2 separate regions of the Homo sapiens genome follow, and region 2 is linked to region 1. The links are chromatin contacts, found by Hi-C or POLR2A ChIA-PET in ENCODE. All regions are on one chromosome and are shown on one strand. Each heading gives the region's core, a stretch centred on a gene start or an enhancer-like site at or near the end of the contact. The rest is flanking DNA. Distances are from core to core; before and after follow the strand shown.

The links. Hi-C counts contacts between places; a loop is a spot of excess contacts on that map. ChIA-PET counts read pairs that join two places held with the same protein, here RNA polymerase II (POLR2A). Pooled maps may share reads with other maps.
Region 2: a pooled map shows a loop between it and region 1 (2.3-fold over the local background). The contact joins two enhancer-like sites. A Hi-C loop is called at or near these places in 1 of 50 pooled maps. POLR2A ChIA-PET finds 5 or more read pairs at or near these places in 5 of 52 experiments (H1, HEK293, WTC11 and 2 more).

What each region holds. Positions count from the first base shown.
Region 1 is chr6:33,090,554-33,093,997 of GRCh38, forward strand. It overlaps the pseudogene HLA-DPA2. Among named protein-coding and RNA genes, the nearest start is that of HLA-DPB1, 16 kb to the left of the region's middle. Within about 2 kb of position 1,583, at least 2 of the 41 ENCODE cell types and tissues checked have a DNase peak (open chromatin) inside an H3K27ac peak, as active enhancers do.
Region 2 is chr6:33,195,561-33,198,953 of GRCh38, forward strand. It overlaps RXRB (retinoid X receptor beta), which reads right to left. Exons shown (of 10, transcript NM_021976.5): 3 at 2,748-2,904; 4 at 2,202-2,381; 5 at 874-1,046; 6 at 347-476; 7 at 10-142. Among named protein-coding and RNA genes, the nearest start is that of RXRB, 3.4 kb to the right of the region's middle. RefSeq lists a silencer at 2,097-2,297. Within about 2 kb of position 2,096, at least 7 of the 41 ENCODE cell types and tissues checked have a DNase peak (open chromatin) inside an H3K27ac peak, as active enhancers do.

The sequences.
Region 1 (3,444 bases), core at 333-2,832:
TACAGGAGATTCAGAACGAAAAGGGTAAATGACATTTATACACATTTTAAAATGCAAAATCTTACGACCAACTCTATACATATAAATTTGAAAATTTAGATAAAACGGATACGTTTCTAGAAAGATATAAAGGTCAAAACTACAGGAAGAAATAGAAAACTAAAATAGAGTAGAGAATATCAAAGAAATTGTCATGGGAAGCAAAGAATCGCCTTCCAAAGGGCCCTGTCCTGATCTTATTGCAGATGAGGGTGTCCTCCCACATTTCCAGGAGCAGATCATGCCTCTTACACGTGTGATTCTAGAACATAGAATGGAACAGAATTTTTGAGATCATTTTATGAGGTTGGTTCATTTATATTTCCAGAGCCAGCTAAGAATAGTACAGGAGAACAGGATTGTGGACTAATTTTAGCCATGTCACTGAATCCAACAGTACATTATAAAAACAATACGTTTTGACCAATTTTAGATTTATTCTAGGAATGCAATGATTCTTCAGTGTCAGAAAATATATAATGTGGTTAACACATTAGTGGACTCCGCAAAATTCATATTAATTTAAACTGAATTCAGCTCAAGACATAGACAGAATTTAATCAATTTCATGACATGTTAAAGGTAGTGAACCAAAAATCTATAGCATATATATTTCAAAGAAATGAGGTGGATTGCCTTTGAGATTGTGCAAAAGATAGGATGTCCTTCGTTGCTGGAAATGTTTAACATAGCATTGGAAGTTCTGAACATCACTCTGCGGGCAGAAGAAAATTAAGGCTGTGTAAAATGTAGGAAGACAGATAGTGACTGCAGATGAAATAATCTAAATACTGGACAAGACTGCAGCCACTGCAGGCCCAAAGCCTGGGTTTAAATCCAAGCTTTGCACTTTGAAGCTGTGTGGTCTTCACCTCTCCCGGTGTCTGATTCCTGCTCTGTAACATGAAATAAATAAGAACCAACCTCCAGATGTAAATAAGTGAACACATGAGAAGCACTTAGAATAGTGCCTAGAACATAGTAAGCAACTCAATGAATGTCATTTCTCATTACATTTGTTAATGTTTTTATCCAGCCCAATGGCAGTAAAACATCAATGCTCAAAGAGCCCCTGGTGAAGTGTTTCTCTTTCCCACTCTTCACCCCTAACTTGTTACCTCGTCTTTTCCACTCTGTCCCTAATACACCTATAGGATGACTCATAGGAGCCCCTGGACCCGGGGATGCTGTCAGATCGCTTGGTCTTTGAGACAATGGTGCCATTAAGGACCCCCGCCAGGCCCACCAGCAGGCCGAGGGCACAGACCAGCATCTCCATGGTCTCAGGCACCTGGATTAGTTCATGGACCTCTGGGGCACCAAGGGAAGACAGAGTTATAAGGTACAGAGAGCAGGGGCTGGCCTTGGATGTGGGAGGTGTTGGGTATTCGAAACCATGAGATGGTGAAATTTGGATAAAGTGACCATAAAACATGGGATTGAGGAAGGCAGGTGCTGAGGGGCGATGGGCCCAGGAAATAAAGGTGGTGCCAAGGCCGTGAGGGCAGAGGGAGGGCGCTCCATACCCCAGTGCCTGAGGAGAGGCTGGTGCAGGCCCCAGTGCTCCCCCTGGAGGTCACAGGTGTCCTCGGCCATGGGAACGAGGGTCAGATAGTGGAACCTGTGTAATCTGAGTTTCTTGCTGGGCAGGAAGATGGTCTCTGCAATACCCTCAATGACTGGCTCCCCATTGCGCAGCCACGTGATGTTCAGCACTGGTGGGAAGAACTTGTCAACATGGCAGACGAGGGTGTTGGGCTGGCCCAGATCCACAGGCTCCTTGGGAAAGACGCTTACCTCGGTGGGGGCTCCAAAAGGGGATAGAACCCAAGGAGCCTACTGCCATTGGCTGATTCTTAAAGGTTCCACCACCCCAAGTCCTATATTCACCAGATTAGGGGCCACCTCTCCCAGGCCCATCCTCCTGCTCCCCTAGGGCTCCTGGACAGGGTCACAGCTTCTCGTGCTCCTGACCTGGCCCCCTCAGCCCAGCCTTTCTCTTGAGTAAGAAGAAAATGCCTCCTCCTCTGCTGTCCTAAGAACCCAGCTGTGTGGACCCAAGATTTCTCGCTCTCAGGGAAGGGGCTCATTCATGAGTGGGCATCATGGCCTCTAGTTCTATGTGTGGCAGAGAGGCCCTCCCATCCCTCCAGCTGGACTCTAGAGGAACAGGCAGCTATAGGCAGTGCCATTTGTGGCCCAAGTCTGTTTGGACCATTGATCCGGGTGTTCAAGTGCTTCCTTGCCATGACGATGCCAGCAATACCCCTCTGAGAGGAACAGGCAGCTATAGGCAGTGCCATTTGTGGCCCAAGTCTGTTTGGACCATTGATCCGGGTGTTCAAGTGCTTCCTTGCCATGACGATGCCAGCAATACCCCTCTGAGCACCAAAGTCAAAGGTGTGAATAAACTCTGGTAGAGGCCAGACCATCTCCTTCTCATCCAGGTTCACGTAGAACTGCTCCTCCTCATCAAATTCAAACATATACTCCCCAGAGGGTCTGTGCGTCTGCACAAACTCCGCATATGTTGACACATGGTCTGCTGCATGAAGGAGAAGATGGAGAATGGGTGAATACGTAGGATGCTACACAGAATGCAGGAAGCAAACAGGTAACAGGAAGGTTATTGGGAACATGAAGGAATAACACAGAAAATGAGAAATGCAAATGAAAGAAAAGAAAAGGAGTGAGAAGAAACAAAGACAGAAATGACCCATGGACGATATAGGTTGTTTCCCTTGTCCCTGAAGACTTAACATCCGTCTATGATAATGGTAATGCTGAATACAGTAAGATAATATTTATTGGGCACTTACTATGTGCTAAACTTACTCATTGAATCTTCACACCCCCATGTAGAAGAACTTATTTTCCATAGTAGGGAACTGACCCCAGAGGTAAAGTAACTTGTCCAAGTCACACAACTCCTGGTAGAAACAATATTGAGTAGTCCTCCTACCTCATTCCTGTAGGATCTCAGAAACCCTACAGGACAATACATTAAAAATTACTGATATAGCCATAAAGCAAGGCAGGGAAGTGGAAGGATGGAATAAATATTTCAGAGTGGAACAAAATCGTGAAGGACATGAAAATACCTCCAGAGTCTTAGTGACATTTATAGACTTCAAGTTACATTCTTACTTTTAGAAGAAAAATGATACCTTCTATAATTTTATCCACAACACTTACATTTTAGGCAGAGTAAATTTAAAAGTATTATCATTCACATAACATTCACAAAATTGTCTTGTGGAGTGTAGTTTTCAAGTGTAGTTTCACCTGGAAATACAAGTTGTTGGCATTTGAAAGACCTATGGGATAGTATCTTAGCTTTACCTGATACATAAGAAGCAGCAACTGGTTGATAACAAAAAGTGAATTATTATTACAGTGAATTAC
Region 2 (3,393 bases), core at 846-3,345, 110 kb after region 1:
GCCACTGACCGATCAAAGATGGCTCCTACTCCTGCTGAATGGGCTGAGTTGCGGTGCACGTGAAGACCTGTGGCAAGGAGGATGCCATCTCGAACATCAATGGATCGGTGTGAGAAGGAGGCAATGAGGAGTTCATTCCAGCCTGGGTGGGGCAGCAAGGGTCAGGAGCCAGAAATCAGGCCAAGGGATTCAAAGCACATCAGTGGAAGAGAAGGAGAAAAGAGGTGGCGAGGTCAGCAAGTTTGGCTCCCTGGGTACGCAAGGTAAGGCCACTGGGGTCACTAAAGATCGGGAAGTCAAAGAGGGGTCAAATGTCAAGAAGTCAAAGGGATCCAAGGTCACTGACCTGCCCGCAGCAATATGACCTGATCATCCAGAGGCAAGGAGGAAAAGTGTGGGATCCTCTTCGCCCACTCAACAAGCGTGAATAGCTGTTTGTCAGCTGCCTGACAGATGTTAGTCACAGGGTCATTTGGCTGCAGGGGACGGGGGTAAGAGTTATGGAAGATTTTGAGATATGCTGGGAGCCCCCTTGTAAGAGGCTTTTGACACCCCCTCCTTACATATAGTCTTCCTGTGAGCCCCATCCAAACCAATCCCTGTAAGTGAGTCTTCTCTTCTGGCATTAGTGCAAACAATTATTTATTTGGGACATGCCTATGGTTCTGCCAGTGGGTTGTTTGGGGAGTGGAGACAGAAGGAGCTATCACATCCACCTCAGATGTTTGAAAGACCTTGTTTGGCAGCACCTCCAGTCCCAAGTAGTGTTAGGAAGGTTATGAGGGGAAAGGAGGGGGAGGGGATGTAGAACAGACCTAGACTGCCTCCCCCAACCCCCATCACGAAGGAGAGTGGATTGACCCCAACACTCACGCTGCTGCCGCTACCCCCGGTTCCCCCAGGACCCTCAACGCCCTGGTCACTCTTCTGTTCCACAGCAAGCTCTGCCTCCAGGATCCTGTCCACAGGCATCTCCTCGGGGGCTCCCCCAGCCCCCTCCCCATCCCCATCCTTGTCCTTTCCCCGCTGACGCTCCTCCTGTACCGCTGCAGGGGGAAGGGGGAGAGAAAAAATGGAAAGTCAGCAGCCAGCCATGAAGGGGTTCCACAAATATCCTTACGGCCTCATCAGGATCTCATGGCCCTTGGGAGATATTTATAGGAATTGGGGAAGTCACTAGAAAGGGTGGACTGGGGGCAGCCCTGAAGGAAGGGTTATAAAAGGGCAGGTAAGTCAGTCGGGAAGGGTGAGGTAGGTAAAAGAATTAGGGAGGAATTTAAATGGAGAGCCTACTACATGGTTAAAAAAAACATGCCAAGATTCAACCTGAGAAAGCTGATTGAAAAAAAAAATTTTTTTAAATAAAATATGCCAAGAAACATGCTAAGCACATTTTACCATTCACTCAATTATCATAATGATGCTGGAAGCATTTATTCTCATTTTTAAGATGAAGAACTCGGGGTTCAAAGAGATTAGTTTGCTTAAATTCATATAATACATGGCAGGTCATACAACTGACTCTAAGTGTGTCTGAGTGCAAATCTTGTGCTCTTCTGACTCAACAAATAGGCAGTGAAAGGAGCACTGGCCTAGGTCTTTGAAGATGTGGGTTCTGATCCCAAACCTGCCTGCCACTCCTTTGTTGCATGACCTTGGGAAAGCCAAGCCTCAGGCTCATCTTCTCTAAAGTGGGTGTTTTGACCAAGATATGCTCTAAAGTGTCTCTCAGAATCCTAGGAATCTGACTTAAGAAGATAAGATGGAGACACAGAAGAAGGAAGGGAAGCCCTGAGGTCTTCAGTAAAGTCTGTAAGCTTAAGAGTGCCCAGTCCCAGGAGTTAGAGGAAAGATCACAGATAACAGGAGACAGAGACCAGAGAAGGTCCATGGAATCAGAGGAGGAACCACTCAGGTTAGAAATGGGGAGACAGCCCATCATGGCTAAGGAAAAGTTATCCTATCCTAGGATCAGTCTAGGGAGGGGTCATATGTGCAGGCCACAGAGGCCTAACCATTAAGAAGGAAACTCAAGGGCCAGAACAGGGTAACAGGGAGGAGAGCTGCGAAGGGAGAGAGAAATCAAATATCGCCCTCTAGAGGAGAGAGAGCAGTCCACCCTTCCAGAGAGGTACACAGTCTGAGTGGGATAAGGGAGAAGGGCATGTGGTCTAAGACGCCTGGGCAGGGCGGGTCCTTACCCTCCCTCTTCATGCCAGTGGCCAGGCACTTCTGATAGCGGCAGTACTGACAGCGGTTCCGCTGGCGCTTGTCCACTGTGCAGTCTTTGTTGTCCCGGCAAGAGTATGTAAGGTCTTTGCGGATGGTGCGTTTGAAGAAGCCCTTGCAACCCTCACAGCTGTAAACCCCGTAGTGTTTGCCTACAGGGAAAGGGGAGGAGCAATAAGAAGGTTGCATGGAGACACCTTCACCATTTAGTCTGTTTCCAATCTCCCCCTAGCAAAACTTAAAGTCCTCCCTGTTTGCCAAATACAGAGATAGGGAACCAGGAGCTGAGTGATGATCCAGTCCCAGTCTCCTCACTGTTCAGAAACCCTACACGCTGCTTCCTTTTCCCTCTGACCTTCCCCCCAATCGCGTCCTACATCTCAGCTTCAGCTTCTTTACTCCCATCAGGCCTCCCCCAGGTCACTTGCTCTGACCAAACTCCATAAGCCCTGGGAATCCCACAGGTGATGATACATGGCCCAGACTCTCCCTCTCTGTTCATCCTCTGAGCCACATACCTGAGCTTCTGTCCCCGCAGATTGCACATAGCCGTTTGCCAGCCCCAGGGCCACCTGGAGGGGGTGGACAGTGCAGGCCCCGGACCCCTAAGACTGGTGGCTTCACATCTTCAGGGGGGCCAGACCCACCCCCAGGGAGTGACACTGTTGAGTTAATCTGGGATGGGGGAAATAGGGAAGTCACAGGAAGACTTATTGGGAAGCAGAATGTCACAGAAGTGATGGAAATCATTCCCTACCACTAAGCAAGGCCCTGCAATGCACATTCCAGAGGCTGTCATTTACACTGCAGTCTATGTGAAAGGCCATCCCTGGAGCACAACCCCAAAGTGAATAAACAGGCCCCCCCTGAAATTGTGCAACACAGTGACCCTGAAGGGCAGGTGTCTTGGGAAAGCAGATGGGATCAAAAGGGCAGAAAATCAGATAGATGAAAAGGACATCAAGAATATCAGAATTAGCCGGGCGTGGTGGTAGGCACCTGTAATCCCAGCTACTCAGGAGGCTGAGGCAGGAGAATTGCTTGAACCCAGGAGGCAGAGGTTGCAGTGAGCTGAGATTGTGCCACTGCACTCCAGCCTGGGCAACAGAGCAAGACTCCATCTCAAAAAAAAAAAAAAAAAAAAACACACACACACACACAAAA